Linked DNA regions of Homo sapiens: region 2 is linked to region 1. The links are chromatin loops, found by intact Hi-C in ENCODE. Cell type or tissue: B cell. All regions are shown on one strand. Links, peaks and the distances in the headings refer to the core of each region. The heading gives the core; the rest is flanking DNA.

The links. Hi-C counts contacts between places; a loop is a spot of excess contacts. Peaks named below come from ENCODE experiments on the same cell type or tissue, not always from the same donor. Only the 100,000 strongest peaks of a DNase experiment are listed, where the experiment ranks them.
Region 2: a loop joins it to region 1, with 6 times the contacts of the local background. A loop is called at or near these places in 1 of 110 quality-filtered maps.

What each region holds. Positions count from the first base shown.
Region 1 is chr19:23,754,439-23,761,976 of GRCh38, reverse strand. It overlaps ZNF681 (zinc finger protein 681), which reads left to right and starts at 3,086. Exons shown (of 4, transcript NM_138286.3): 1 at 3,086-3,230; 2 at 6,426-6,552; 3 at 7,059-7,154. The coding sequence starts at 3,228. It also overlaps a transcript of RPSA2 not described here. RefSeq lists an enhancer at 2,888-3,406. In B cell, for the core only: CTCF peaks have their summits at 3,561 and 3,760; DNase peaks (open chromatin) are centred at 3,036 and 3,656; H3K4me3 peaks cover 1,514 bases; H3K27ac peaks cover 1,048 bases.
Region 2 is chr19:23,113,242-23,120,779 of GRCh38, reverse strand. ZNF730 (zinc finger protein 730) reads right to left here and starts at 3,755. Exons shown (of 4, transcript NM_001277403.2): 1 at 3,604-3,755. The coding sequence starts at 3,606. In B cell, for the core only: a CTCF peak has its summit at 4,333; a DNase peak (open chromatin) is centred at 3,809; H3K4me3 peaks cover 1,281 bases; H3K27ac peaks cover 720 bases.

The sequences.
Region 1 (7,538 bases), core at 2,188-6,187:
CACTGCACTCCAGCCTGGGCGATAGAGCAAGACTCCATCTCAAAAAAAAAAAAAAAGAAAGAAAGAAAGAAAGAATTACGTTACCCAAATTTGTTCATCTTAGAAAGGCTCCTCAGTCATTCCATGTGAAGTGGCTATTCCAGGGTAATTGTGCCGTGACTACGCTGCATTTCAGTTTGACTTCTCTTTTTTAAAATCACTGGATTACTCTCACTAACGGGGATATTTAATTTTCTAATTGAACATGGCCAACTGTCCTTTGTGGATGTCCTGATTTGATTTGCTAGTTTAGACCCTGGAGGTAGGGGTGAGGAAATATTGGGTCACATTAGAATACCTTATCTCACTTAGAAGATATATAGGAATTTCTTAATAATATCTAACAGTTTTCTCAATACGCATTATATTTAACAGTGATAGTTTACAGGGCAAGAAGGGGACACAGAGGACACAACCTTAGAATTTTAATTTGGTCATAAGTGTTTCTGTTTTGTTTTGTTTTTGGAGACAAGGTCTCACTCTGGTGCTCTGGCTGGAATGCAGTGGCACAACCATAGCTCATAATTTGGTTGTAACAGTTCTTTAAAAAATATTGTTGGCTGGGTTTGATGGCTAACACCTGTAATCCAAACACTTTGGAAAGCCATGGTGGAATGATTGCTTAAGCCCAGGGGTTCAAGACCAGTCTGGGCAATGTAGTGAGACTCAGTCTCTACAAAAATTTAGAAAATTGGCCTTGTGTGGAGTTGCCTGCCTATAGTCTCACCTACTCAAGAGGCTGAGGTAGAAGGATCACTGGAGGTTGAGGCTGCAGTGACCCATCATTCAGCCACTACACTTCAGCCTGGATGACAGAGTGAGACCTCTATGTGTACACACACACACACATATATATATACACACACACAAACATATATATATATACACATATATACCCTATATATATGTGTATATATATATACACACATATATTTATACACCCTATATATATAATCAAAATAATATGTATGTTTGCCAGGCATGGTAGCTTACACCTGTAATCCCTGCATTTTGGGAGGCCGAGGTGGGCAGATCACCTGAGGTCAGGAGTTCGAGACCAGCCTGCCCAAAATGGTAAAACCCCAACTCTGCTAAACATACAAAAATTAGCCCAGTGTGGTGGCACGCATCTGTAATCCCAATTATTCAGGAGGCTGAGGCAGGAGGATTGCTTGAACCTGGGAGGCAGAGGTTGCAGTGAGCCGAGACTGCACCATTGCACTCCAGCCTGGGCAACACAGCAAGACTCTGTCTTAAAAAAAAAAAAATATATATATATATATATATATGTTGAAAGAAATTTAAGCACAGAAGAAAAGTGAAAGACTATGGTGGGGAATGTGATAAAAGGTGAGTGTGGCTGCTACAGCTCGGTGAGATTTGGTTTCCATCTTAAGGAACTGCCCTCCCACACTGAAACCACAACCCAGCACATGCCAATTCTCACACTATTTATACTTTGCACAAAGACAGCAGAAGGAGGTCAACATCATCGTTCATGACATGGAAGTCTATTCCCCACTGAGACATTTTAAAAATGTTATTGTCTTAAGCCCTCTTCCTTCTAATAAAGCCTATACAAATACACCCATACAAGCCTGAAACTACTCAAAATTAAAAATCAGGCTTTTGAAATCCCATAAATAAGAAAACACAAAAACAGCCACTTTGAGGAGAGAGTGGAATGGAGGGGGTTAGGGGGCTCGCTTCACCTCCTGGCCCCATGTGGAGATAGGGATGGAGTCAAGGGAGACCCTGGGAAGTCATTTGTTCTGACTGGGTTTTCCCCCAGCTCCACACTTTGTTAACCATTTCCTGGGAAGAGCTTAGGAACCTCCTGTGCTCTAGTGAGTTAGGGCCTCCCCTCACAGGGTATTGGCAAGGAGAAATTCTGAGACTCTGTGACTGAGAAGCTAGCACAGTGCTTGACAAGTACCTATGGGAACTGTCGTCCTCTGTAACTATCATGTAGCCTTGGAGTGTTGAGATGGCCTGGCCTGGCCTGAGGCTTGGCAAAGCTGTTTGAGGGTCAGCTGCTTTAGGCTCCCACTTTCTCCTCAATCAAAGTGGCTGCTTTTGTGTCTGTTTATTTATGGTTTTAAAAACCTGATATATAGGCCGGGCGCGGTGGCTCACACCTGTAACCCCAGCACTTTGGGAGGCTGAGGCGGGCCAATCACGAGGTCAGGAGTTCAAGACCAGCCTGGCCAACATAGTGAAACCCCGTCTCTACTAAAAATGCAAAAATTAGCCGGGCATGGTGGCACGCACCTGTAGTCCCAGCTCCTCGGGAGGCTGAGGCAAGAGAATCACTTGAACCCAGGAGGCAGAGGTTGTTGTGATCTGAGATTGTGCCACTGCACTCCATCCTGGGCAACAGAGCGAGACTCCGTCTCAAAAAAAAAAAAAAAAAAACCTGATATATAAATAGAAAGTGCAGCTGGAGGTGCCGAGGCTCAGTGTCTAGGGCTGTGCTTCATGGGCTTCCTTGCTGGCATGTGGCCAGGTGAACTCTGGGTGTAAGGTGGCTCCTACCCTGGATCTACAATCCCCACCACCTCTCCCAGGCCTGAGTAACCAACACAACGCAGTGCTAAAGAGCGCGTGAGTGACGGGCATCAAGCCCATCCAGGAAGATTTGAATGCCATCTGGGCTGGGGGCTGTCGGGGTAGGGACTATGGCTGCCAGAAACCAGGACGGTCATAAAAGATGAAATATTAAAATAATTGTTATTATATATATTTTTATTTTTGAATAGCTATCTAGTATATTATTTGAAATGCATGTGACCTTACACAGAAGGTTAAAGGCAAATACCCTGTTGGGTGGGCCTGGCTTAGCTCAGGGAGGGAGCCCTGTCTGAAAACGCTGCAACTTACGTTGTTAGTCTTCATTCAGCAGAGCATCTGATCACATCTTCTGTCACTCAGGACCTGAGGGGTGGGGTTTTAATCATTATCCAGTCAGGGACGCTGGGCTGGGAACTGTCCAATCAGGCATGCAGCTGGAGCAGACAGGGCGGCTTCCGGGATTGGCGGGGCCTTTGTCTCTCCCTTCAGCCCGAGCTCCGGGTCTCGTCTTCACTGCTCTGTGTCCTCTTCTTCTAGAGGCCCAGCCTCTATGGCCCTCTGACCTGCAGGTATTGGCGATCCATAGCTAAGACGCCAGGTCCCCCGGAAACCTAGAAATGGTGAGAATGTCGGGTCCGACATCCCGAGAGAGGGGAAGGGGCTGTGGCGGGACTCAGACCTCGCCGCAGTCAGCTCCACAATTTGCGCCCTGAGTTCTCCTCGCCCAGGCGGCCTCAGTCCACTTGGACCATAAGATGGCGGCTGCGCTGACAGCCAGCCCCCCGGGCGTCCTTTCTCCTCCCTGCTCAGTGACTGTGTCCTGGCCTGCAGCTCTCTCTGGGTGGCTCTGCATCCGCAGCGCCGGGTCTCTCCCAGATTGTGCAGGGACCACGGGAGGGTCGTCAGGGGCGAATCCTGACGGGTGCCGGGTTCATGAATGGGAAGAGCTTTGGTCCGTGGCGTTCCTAGTCTCTCTTTCCTTTCATTAAAAATGTATGAGAGTCAAAAGGCCTGGCGCGGTGGCTCGCGCGTGTAATTCCAGCACTTTGGGAGGCCGAGACAGCCTCCCGAGTAGGTGTAATTACAGACATTTGCCACCACGCCCGGCTAAATTGTTTTCTTTTCATATGGCCATTAGAAAAATAGATGAAGCAGTCATGGTCCCTACAATCCAGGAGCTTTTAGTCTAGCAACTGGATAAATGGTTAAATTAAGCATCATATAATTGGTACAATAAATAGATGTGTGCAGAAAATTTGGGCTCTATTTGTGCCACTTTATATAATTGTGACTTGCGATGTCATCACCTGAAGGGATATTTATAGACAGAAGAATTATTTCTATTTCCATTTCTTTTACCTTGTTAATACATATTTATCTTTTAATAAAATTACCCTAGAAAACCTTTATAAATGTGTTCAAATTGCTTATTAGTATATGTCATATAATTGATAGGGCAGGGTCTAAGAAAGATTAAAATTATACAAACTCTGAGATTTAAGGATTTTTTTTTTAAGGTAAGTTTAGGAAAAACAGAACTGGAAATACCCCAGTGGCATAGAGAACAGAATTCTATATAGAGTCCACTCCCTGCCCCAGTTCTGCTCAGGTTCACCTTTTTGGAGGCCTTATTTAGGTCTGGCCCTACCCTTAAGTCTTGCCTCATAGAACTGATTTTTGGAGATCGGAGTTTTGGCTGGTGAATTCTGCTGCTAGGGCTGGTGCTTACAATTCCTGAAACACAAAAGCAGATAAATTAAAAAAATAAAGTATATATTTTATGGTTATAATTTTTTATTAAAACTAGTGCTTGCATTCTATCTAGCAACTTGTTTTCTATTCTTACAGATCTAGTAGTTGCTCTACAAGTCACAAACAAGTAAACAGACACAATATAAATTTCTCTAAAATACATTAAATTCTTTCCGCATTCCTCTCTGTCTATATTTAGCTTTTATTGTGTATACTTTTTAAAAAAAATCAATGACAGAGAAACAGAAGAAATAAAAATGCCGGGCTTTTCATCTAAATCCTGGGAATTATTAAACAGTACCAGCTCCCAGGGTGTTATAAAAATTAAATTACATAATGTGTTATCCCAGGCACAGTGCCCTGTAACATAATTTTTTTTCTTTTTCTTTTTGTTGTATCTCAGCACTTTTAGCTTGTATAACTTTTATAAGCCAGGTGAGGTGGCTCACACCTGTAATCCCAGCATTTTGGGAGGCTCAGGTAAGTGGATCACGAGGTGAGGAGTTTGAGACCAGCCTGGCAAAGAGACCAGCCTGGCCAACATGGTGAAAGCCCATCTCTACTAAAAATACAAACATTAGCCAGGCATGGTGGCGGACATCTGTAATCCCAGCTACTCTGGAGGCTGAGGTCGGAGAATTGCGTGAACCCACGAGACAGAGGTTGCAGTGACCCGAGATCACGCCATGGCACTCCAGCTTGGGTGACAGAGCGAGACTCCAACTCAAAAAAAAAATAAATTTTTGTATAATTTTTATTATCATTTATTTCTAAGTATAGTCTTTTATAATATATTTTTTTTCTATTTTACTTTAAGTTTCGGGATACAAGTGCAGAACGTGTAGGTTTGTGACATATGTGTACATGTGTCATGGTGGTTTGCTGCACCTATCAACCCATCACCTAGGTTTTAAACCTGGCATGCATTAGCTATTTATCCTAATGCTCTTTCTCTCCTTGTCCCTCCACCCCCCGACTGGCCCTGGTGTGTATGGTTTGTCTCCTTGTGTTTATGTGTGCTCATTGTTCAACTCTTACTAATGAGTGACAACATGCAGTGTTTGGTTTTCTCTTCCTGTGTTAGTTTTCTGAGGATAATAGCTTTCAGCTGCATCCATGGTCCCTGCAAAATACATGATCTCATTCTTTTTTATGGCTGCATAGTATTCCATGGTTGTGTATGTACCACATTTTCTTTATCCATTCTATCATTGATGGGTATTTAGGTTGGTTCCATATCTTTGCTATTGTAAATAGTGATTCAATAACATATGTGTCTTTTTTTGGGGGGGGACAGAGTGTCGCTCTGTCGCCCAGGCTGGAGTGCAGTGGCATCATCTCAGCTCACTGCAAGCTCCGCCTCCTGGGTTCACGCCATTCTCCTGCCTCAGCCTCCCGAGTAGTTGGGACTACAGGTGCCCACCACTATGCCCGGCTAATTTTTTGTATTTTTAGTAGAGACGGGGTTTCACCAGGTTAGCCAGGATGGTCTCGATCTCCTGACCTCATGATCCACCCGCCTCAGCCTCCCAAAGTGCTGGGATTACAGGTTGAGCCACTGCGCCCAGCCACATATGTGTCTTTATAGTAGAATTATTTATATTCTTGTGAGTATATACTCAGAAATGGTATCACTGGGTCAAATGGTATTTCTGTTCCTAGATCCTTGAGGAATCACCACACTGTCTTCCACAATGGTTGAACTAATTTACATTCCCACCAACAGTGTAAAAGCATTCATATTTCTCCTCAGCCTCACCAGCATGTATTGTTTCTTGAATTTTTGATAATCGCCATTCTGACTGGCGATTTATTTAGGTCTGGTGTTATAGATCTAATGCCGCTTTCTTTTCTCATGGTTGGAGAACAAATTAGAGAATGTTCCTGTGTAAAAAAAAATTATTTTATTGGATAATTTCAGTCATTTCTGTAAGTCAGAACCAGTTCTCTTCACTTTCTTATTTTACCTTGAATCAAATTATAAATTCTTTCCATGGCCACTTTCTAAATGTGTATGTGTGTGTGTGTGTGTGTGTGTGTGTGTGTGTGTGTGTGTTTTTCAGGAACCATTGAAATTTAGGGATGTGGCCATAGAATTCTCTCTGGAGGAGTGGCAATGCCTGGACACTATACAGCAGAATTTATATAGGAATGTGATGTTAGAGAACTACAGAAACCTGGTCTTCTTGGGTGAGGATAACTTCAATATACAATTCCTATTATACCCTAAAGGTTTCATTTTTCTTTTTTGTATAATGTTTTTAGGTAATTTATGCTTTGCATAAGTGAGTTTCAGATCCCTGTTTTTATAAAAATCTTAGGGATTCATCTCTGTAGAAAAGAATTTCTTCAAGATATTTCATCTTGACCTGAACTTTCTGCATTCCTGAGCTAATCTGTATTCTTCACTCTAGATTAGAGTGGTAATTCCAGAAGTTTAGTGGCATAAAATATTATTGCTCACACTTTAAAATCTAATTGCCAACACCAGTTTTTGATTTGTTGTACTGGACAGTGAAATTAAGAACTAACAAATTTAAAATATTTTCTAAATATTTAGAAATTTCTTTTATAAATCAGTATTTTGGGATTGATTTACAAGAATATTCTATTTCACCCTCTTTACTGACTACATTGCCATGTTGGTGATTAGACAATATAAGCAAGATTTATGTTATTTACTTTCAATAAAACAGGTATTGTTGTCTCTAAGCCAGACCTGATCACCTGTCTGGAACAAGAAAAAGAGCCTTGGACTAGAAAGAGACATAGGATGGTGGCCGAACCCCCAGGTAGGTGAGAGTGAAAGTGAATACAACAGATAACATAGATGAGCGGTTCAAAGGTCAAAGAAAAAGCTAGTGCTTATAATGTGATTTGGGAAGCTGTATTCCAAAGGAAATAGTTTCTGGAAAGCCAGAGTTTTTCTTTTCTTTTCTTTTTCTTTTGAGAGATGGAGTCTCGCTCTGTCACCCAAGCTGGAGTGCAGTGGAACAGTCTGGGCTCACTGCAACCTCCATCTCCAGGTTCAAGCGATTCTCCTGTCTCACCTTCCCAAGTAACTGGGACTACAGGTGTGTGCCACCACGCCCAGCTAATTTTTGTATTTTTTTAGTAGAGACGGTTTCACTATGTGTTGGCCAGGCTGGTCTCGAACTCCTAACCTCAGGTGATCT
Region 2 (7,538 bases), core at 2,210-6,209, 640 kb after region 1:
ATAAATAAAAGAATGAAAGAAGCAAGAGAAAACCAACTCCTAAGCTAGCAGAAGACAAGAAGATCTGAACTGATGGAGATTTAGACATGAAAAGTCATACAAATAAGAAATCTATTGAGTTAAATCTTTTGAAAAATTTAATAAGATAATAACCACTTATCTTATTATCTTATAACAAAGTTAATAAGATTAATAAACCACTAATAAGATTAGTGAAAAAAGAAGAACCAAATAAACACAATTAGAAATGACAAAAGCGACATTACCACTGACCCCACAAAAATATGAATAAGTACTGAAGTCTACTACAAACTTCTCTGTGAAAACTAGAAAATCTAAAAAAAAAAAATGGATAAATTTCTGGAAAAATCCATCTTCCCATAACTGAACAAAAACAACAAAATGAATCAGTGAATAGACCAATAACAAGCTCCAAAATTGAAATAGTAGTAAACAGCCTACCAACCAAAAGAAAGCCCAGGACCAGCCAGTTGTGCTGGCTCATGCCTGTAATCCCAGCACTTTGGGAAGCCGAGGTGGGAGGATCACCTGAGGTTAGGAGTTCGAGACCAGCCTGGCCAACATGGTGAAATACTGTCTCTACTACAAATACAAAAATTAGCCGGTCATGGTGGCACCCGCCTGTAGTCCTGGCTACTTGGGAGGCTGAGGCAGGAGAACTGCTTGAACCTGGGAGGTGGAGGTTGCAGTGAGCCGAAATCCCACCACTGCATTTCAGCCTGGGCAACAGAGCGAGGCTCTGCCTGAGAAAAAAAAAAAAAAAAAAGAAAGAAAGTGAGTCCAGGACCAGACAGATTCACAGCTGAATTCTAACAAATGTACAAAGAAAAACAAGTATTATATCTTACAAAACTATTTTAAAAAATTGAGAAGAAGGGACTCCTCCCCAACTCATTATATAAAAGCAGCATCATTCTTTTTATTTATTTATTTATTTATTTTTGAGACGGAGTCTCATTCTGTCGCCAGGCTGGAGTGCAGTGGCGCGATCTTGGCTCACTGCAACCTCTGCCTCCTAGGTTCAAGTGATTCTCCTACCTCAGCCTCCCGAGCAGCTGGGATTACAGGTGTGCACCACCACACCCAGCTACTTTTTGTATTTTTAGTAGAGACAGGGTTTCACCATGTTGGCCAAGATCATCTCCATCTCTTGACCTCCTGATCCACCCACCTCAGCCTCCCAAAGTGCTGAGATGGCGTGAGCCACTGCTCCTGGCAACAGCATCATTCTAATACCAAAATCTGGCAGAGATAAAACAAAAAAAGGAAACTTCAGGCTAATATCCTTGATGAACACTGATGTAAAAATCTTCAACAAAATACTAGCAAACCAAATCCAGCAGCACATTAAAAAGCTAATCCACTATGATCAAGTAGGTTGTATCCCTGGGATGCAAGGTTTGTTCAACATACACAAATCAATATGTTTGATTAATCAGATAAACAAACTACAGATAAAAACCACAAAATTATTTCGATACAGAAAAAGTTTTCAATAAAAGTTAATATCCTTCATGTTTAACACCCTCAACAAACTTGGCATTGAAGGCAAATAGTTCAAAATAATGAGTTATCTATGACAAACCCACAGCCAACATACTGAATGGACACAAGCTGGAAACATTCCTTCTTGAAAACTGGAGCAAGAATGCCTTCTCTCACCCCCACTATTCAACATAAAATTGGAAGTCCTGGCCAGAGCATTCAGGCAAGAGAAAGAAATAAAACACATCCAAACAGGAAGAGAGGAAATTAAAACAATCTCTGTTTGCAGATGATTCTTTTTCTTTTTATAAAATTTAGCATTAAACTCAGAAATTAAGATAACAGGATAGAGAACAGAGATATTCACTGTCACAAATTTACCCTGCAAAAATAACAACCGATGATTTCATAAATCTTGTAACTCACCCATTATCTACAACATTTGGTTGTAGAATGCTACCAAATAAAAGAATAGGTAAAATCTGCCATTTGGATACTATTTTTTCCATGAATCTCAGAGAATCCGAGGGGCAGAAATCACTTCTGTTTTTCCCTCAATACCCGCATAAGATTGGCTGACCCGCAATGTGTCTCTAAGAAAGGGAAGCTAGGTTGGGTGAAGACAATGTTAATGTCTGAAGTGGTTAGCTTTTCAAAGACACCAGGAGATTCCTCTTAGCCCCAGGGCATCCACCTGCTCTCTTGAGAGACTACACTTCATACCTCTTGTTGTCCTGTGAGAGAAAATGACCCAGAAGCTAATAATCATCAAACACTCTAGCAGACATAGCCATGGTGTGTACCCTGGTTTATTCACAGCCAGTACTGAAAACCAGGACCAGGAAAAAACTAAAGGGTGGCTGAGAATACATCATCCCATAAAAATTAAAAAAACAAAAAAAAAAAACAAAAAACAAACTTGACCCCAAAACACTTTCACAAGATCTCTGTGCCTAGGGGAGACAAAAGAAAAAGAGGCACAGAGATTTTTTTACAATACAGTGTCAGGGAATTAGTTTTGGTTTATTTTCATGGGCGATATTTACAAACAGAAAACAAATCTTTTTAAATGTCCCACCCAATGGTTTGTAAAAAAATAATTAAAATACAGTATCAAAAATGTACCCTAAAGGACAAACAGATAATAATGTGAATTAGAGAGGGAAAGTTGGCATTTGGGATAATCAGAAGAAACTGGAAATTTAGTATTTTACTGCAAGACAGAGTTAGGCTGGAGGAATGGGGGTTGAGGGGTAGACTTGAGACCCCGTTTGAGAAACATGAAAAAAAAATGCAGAAGATCAGTCTCCTGTGGAGTGTGAAAATAGTTAAGTGACAGGCAATTCGAGGTACGTGGCTGCGATGCCTGGATTCCTACTTTAAAAAAAAATGTAACTCAAATGTATTTTTTTGTAAATTACTACATTAAGGAAAACAAAATTTAGGCGTAACAAACTATAAACTGCCTATTAAGCTCTGATTACATAACCAGAAAATTTGTACGCTCAAGGTGCAAATTTAGAAACTATGTAACTGTACCTAACCGATTACTGAATTTGGGTTTTTGCATCATGCATCTTATGAAAGTCTTTCCTTCAAGCCCGTCCCATGGATAACAAGCTACACCCCATAACTGGGTGCTCTACAATTTTAGAATCATTCTTTAATTAAATTCTTTAATATTTTGGTGATGACTCCCATAAATTTTTAACAGAAGGAAAGAGGAATTGGGAACGCCACAGACCAAAGCTCTTCCCATTCATGAACCCGCAGCCCGAGTCAGGATTCTCCTCTGACGATCCTCTCTGGTTCCTGCATAATCTGGGAGAGACGCAGCGCTGCGGGTGCAGAGCTGCCCAGAGAGGGCTCCAGGGCAGGGCACAGTCACAGTGCAGGGAAGAGACAGGACGCCGGGGCCCCGGCTGTCAGCGCGGCCGCCATCGTATGGCTGAAGGGGACTGAGGCCGAGCTGGGCAAGAACTCTGGGCGCAGATTGTGAAGCTGACTGCGGGGAGGCCTGGGTCCCGCCACAGCCGCTTCCCACCGGTTCCAACCAGCCCCGTTCCCTCTCTCGGGATGTCGGACCGGCACTCTCACCATTTCTAGGCTTCCAGGGGGCCCTGGCGTCTTAGCTGTGGATCTCCCAATACCCGCAGGTCGCAGGGCCACACAGGCTGGGCTTCTACGTGCAGAGGACACAAAGCAGACAGACGAAAATTGGAGCTTCGGCGGCAGCGAGAAACAAAGGCCGCGCCAAATCCCGGAAGCCGCCCTGTCTGCTCCAGCTGCGGGCCTGATTGGACGGCCCCCCGCCCAGTGTCCCCGATTGGATAACGTTTAAGGCCCCGCCCCCTCAGGCCCTGAGTGACAGATGTGATCAGATGCTGGACTGAATGAAGAGTGACAGCGTAGGCTGCAGCCTTTTCGGGCAGGACTTCCTCCCTGAACTGAGACAGGCCCACCCCAGAGGGTACTGACTTTAACCTTTTGTGTAAGATCATATGTATTTATAAATAATACGCTATATGAATATTCACAAATCAAAAGAACATAGACCGGGCGCGGTGGCTCACGCCTGTAATCCCAGCACTTTGGGGGGCCGAGGCGGGTGGATCATCTGAGGTCAGGAGTTTGAGACCAGCCTGGCCAACAAGTGAAACCCCGTCTCTACTAAAAATACAAAAAAAAAAAAAAAAAAAAGTAGCTGGGAGTAGTGGCGCGCGCCTGTAATCCCAGCTACTCGGGAGGCTAAGGCAGGGGAATCGCTTGAACCCAGGAGGTGGAGGTTGCAATGAGCCGAGATCGTACCACTGAACTCCAGCCTGGTGACAGAGTGAGATGAAAGGAAGGAAGGAAAGGAGGAAGGGAGGAGGAGAGAAAGAGAGAGAGAAAAAGAAAGAAAGAAAAGAGAGAAAGAAAAGAAATAAGGAAAGAAAGGAAAGAAAGAAAGAAAAGAAAAGAAAAGAAAAGAAAAAGCAGAATAACCACAGGTAGATCACTATCTGGTGACCACCTTTCTTCCAGAGATCAGACACTGAACAAAGGATGATGGGGCCACAGGGGAAGAAAACTCTATGTCTTCAGATCTGTCCACAGTCTGGACCTCCAATGTTAGATATGAAGAAAACAGATTAAAGGCAAAATTATTTTGCTATTTGGCCTTGGCCCTAAGTGTCAGGATGTAGTTTTACGTTTTCTCCTGTGCGTGCGGGGACTAAGGACCAATCACATGCATACATATCTACATGTATTGCAGCGTTACTCAACATTATCTTACAACACATCTAACTTTAAATCAGGGGAAAATATTAGTACCTTTATGGAGCCCACTGTTAGAAGGTAACTAGTAATCAACCTGTCATTAAATCATGGCACCTATCTGCACTGGGTGCATGTATTAGTTAGCTATTGCAGCATAACCAACCATCCAAAACTTATTAGGTAATAATTGAGATGGTCAGCCATTTAGGCTGGGCTCACTGGGGCCATTCTTCTGGTCCCAGCTGAGCTCCTTCAGACATGTATCAACAACTGCTTCTTGACTAGGAAGCTGTGCTTCTGGGGGTAAGCTTCTGCTTCTGGGGGTGAGCTTCTGCTTCTGTCAACAGAGGCACTTTGCTTCTCTTCCCCACCCACCATGTTATGTTATCCTCCAGCTGGCTAACATGTGCTTTGTTCATGGAGAGGGCAGCATTCTGAAAGAAAAGCAGAAGCATTCAAGACCATTTGAGCCTAGGCCCCAAACTGGCACACGGTCATGTTCACAGGTTTCTACTGACCTGAGGAAATAAGGTCAGCCGTATCTAGGGTCTGGAAAACAGATTCCATATCTCAATGGGAACGGCTGTAAAAAAGCACGTGGCAAAGGATATAGGAGGGATGAAAAATTGCTGCAATTTCTGCAATTAGTATCATTCTGCCTTTTTTGCATATGTGGTTTATACAACTCTTTCACATGAAGAAACTTGTCCAAAGACCCAAAGCTACTAATTGGCTGGGCTGAACCTCAGGATAAATTCTGACTCCAAAGCTCAGGCACCTCCATAGATCAAACTATATTACTAGAGTAACTGCCACAGACCCTTGAAATTCTGGAGAGTGACACTTCTGCAAAAGAAGACAGTTTTTTTTTTTTTTAGATTTGTGCCCACATAGTACTGTTTATTATTGGAAATAATCCTGTCAAGAAATTGCAGAAGCACATGGTGGTTCACACCTGTAATCTTAGCACTTTGTGAGGCTGAGATGGGAGAATAACTTGAGCTCAGCAGTTCAAACACAGCGTGGGCGACATAGTAAAATCCTGTCTTCATGAAAAAAAATTAGCCAAGCATGATGTTGCATGCCTGTAGTCCGAGGTACTCTGTGACTAGGGCAGGAGGATGGCTTGAGTATGGAAGGTAAAAGCCGCAGTAAGCCATAATTGATTACACCACTACACTCCAGCCTGGGTGATAGAATGAGACCCCATCTCAAAAAAATTGCAGAAACATTTTGAAAGGACATAGAATAATTTGGAAAAATAGCTGAGGGATGAGTTTAGAAAATCAAAGCCCAACAACAGATTATTCATTTTTGATCAGAGAATACATTTGAAAACTTCTAAAAGAAAAACAACTTTAGGGCCGGGCATGGTGGCTCACGCCTGTAATCCCAGCACTTGGGAGGCCGAGGCGGGCGGATCATGAAGTCAGGAGATCGAGACCATCCTGGCTAACACGGTGAAACTCCGTCTCTACTAAAAATAAAAATAAATAAAAATAAATAAAATAAAAATAAAAATAAATAAAAATAAAAAAATTAGCCGGGTGTGATGGCGGGCGCCTGTATTCCCAACTACTGGGGAGGCTGAGGCAGGAGAATGGCGAGAACCCGGGAGGCGGAGCTTGCAGTGAGCCGAGATCGCTCCACTGCACTCCAGCCTGGGTGACAAAGCGAGACTCCGTCTCAAAAAAAAAAAAAAAAAAAGAAAAGAAAAAGAAAAACAACTTTAGATAAACTAAATTTAACAGAGTTTTATTGGGCAAAGAGGGATTTGCAAATTGAGTAGCCTGTGGATCCAAAGTAGGCTCTGAAATACTCCAGCACAGCAACATGATGGTGAAAGATTTATGGACAGAAGAAGCAAGGTGACATCAGAAAATAGAAGTGAAATACAGGAACAGCTAGATTGATTACAGCTTGGGATTTTCCTTATTTAAACATGGTTTGAACATTTGACATCCTTTTATTGGCCAAAACACAGTTGTTGGTACAAAAATGAGTACAGTCTATTTACACATTCAGTTAGGTTTCAGTTTACTATGTAAACAAAACAAAACAACAAAAAAACTTATTGACCAAACTTAAACATGAAAGGGGGTAGATTTAGGGTATAATTAAACAATTTCTCCTTTTTTGGTCATCTTCTAAATTTTGATAGACCAAAACTTTAGACATTGATAACACTGTCACCATCAAAAATGTACTTAGTCTCAGATTCCACTGTGAAATAGCAGAACTATGGGTTTTGTAAAGTGGAATCAAGAAATTCAGGTTATTATTTTATTATTATTTTTAAAGGTTTGAGTAGAGGGAAACCCCTTGTGTTAAGATCTGCTGTTTACAGAAGAAAAACAAAACCTACAGAATCTACCTATTTCCTTAAATTTTCAGTTTGATTTTGTCTGTTTGGACCTAGTGCACAAGCTCAGTCCAGAATGATGGCCTCTAATAATTTTGTTCAAAAAATTTTCAACAGTGCACAGTGTAACCAAAACTCAGGGCCTTAGTACCACTGTTTCCATTATTTAGGGTCTTTGTTCTTATGTCATTCCTAGGTTATGGTTTCATCATAGTTACATATGTCTTTGAGTTTCTGTCATTCCAGTTAGTGAGAGACAATTTTATATTCTACAGGTGATTGCATGAAAACATTTCTAACTTTTGAGAATACAATGCAGCAGGGAGACTACTATTTTGACTACCAGGAGGATAATACGAAGAGTTTGAAGCGTGCTTTTTAACCAGGGTCCTCATGAACCACCAACTAA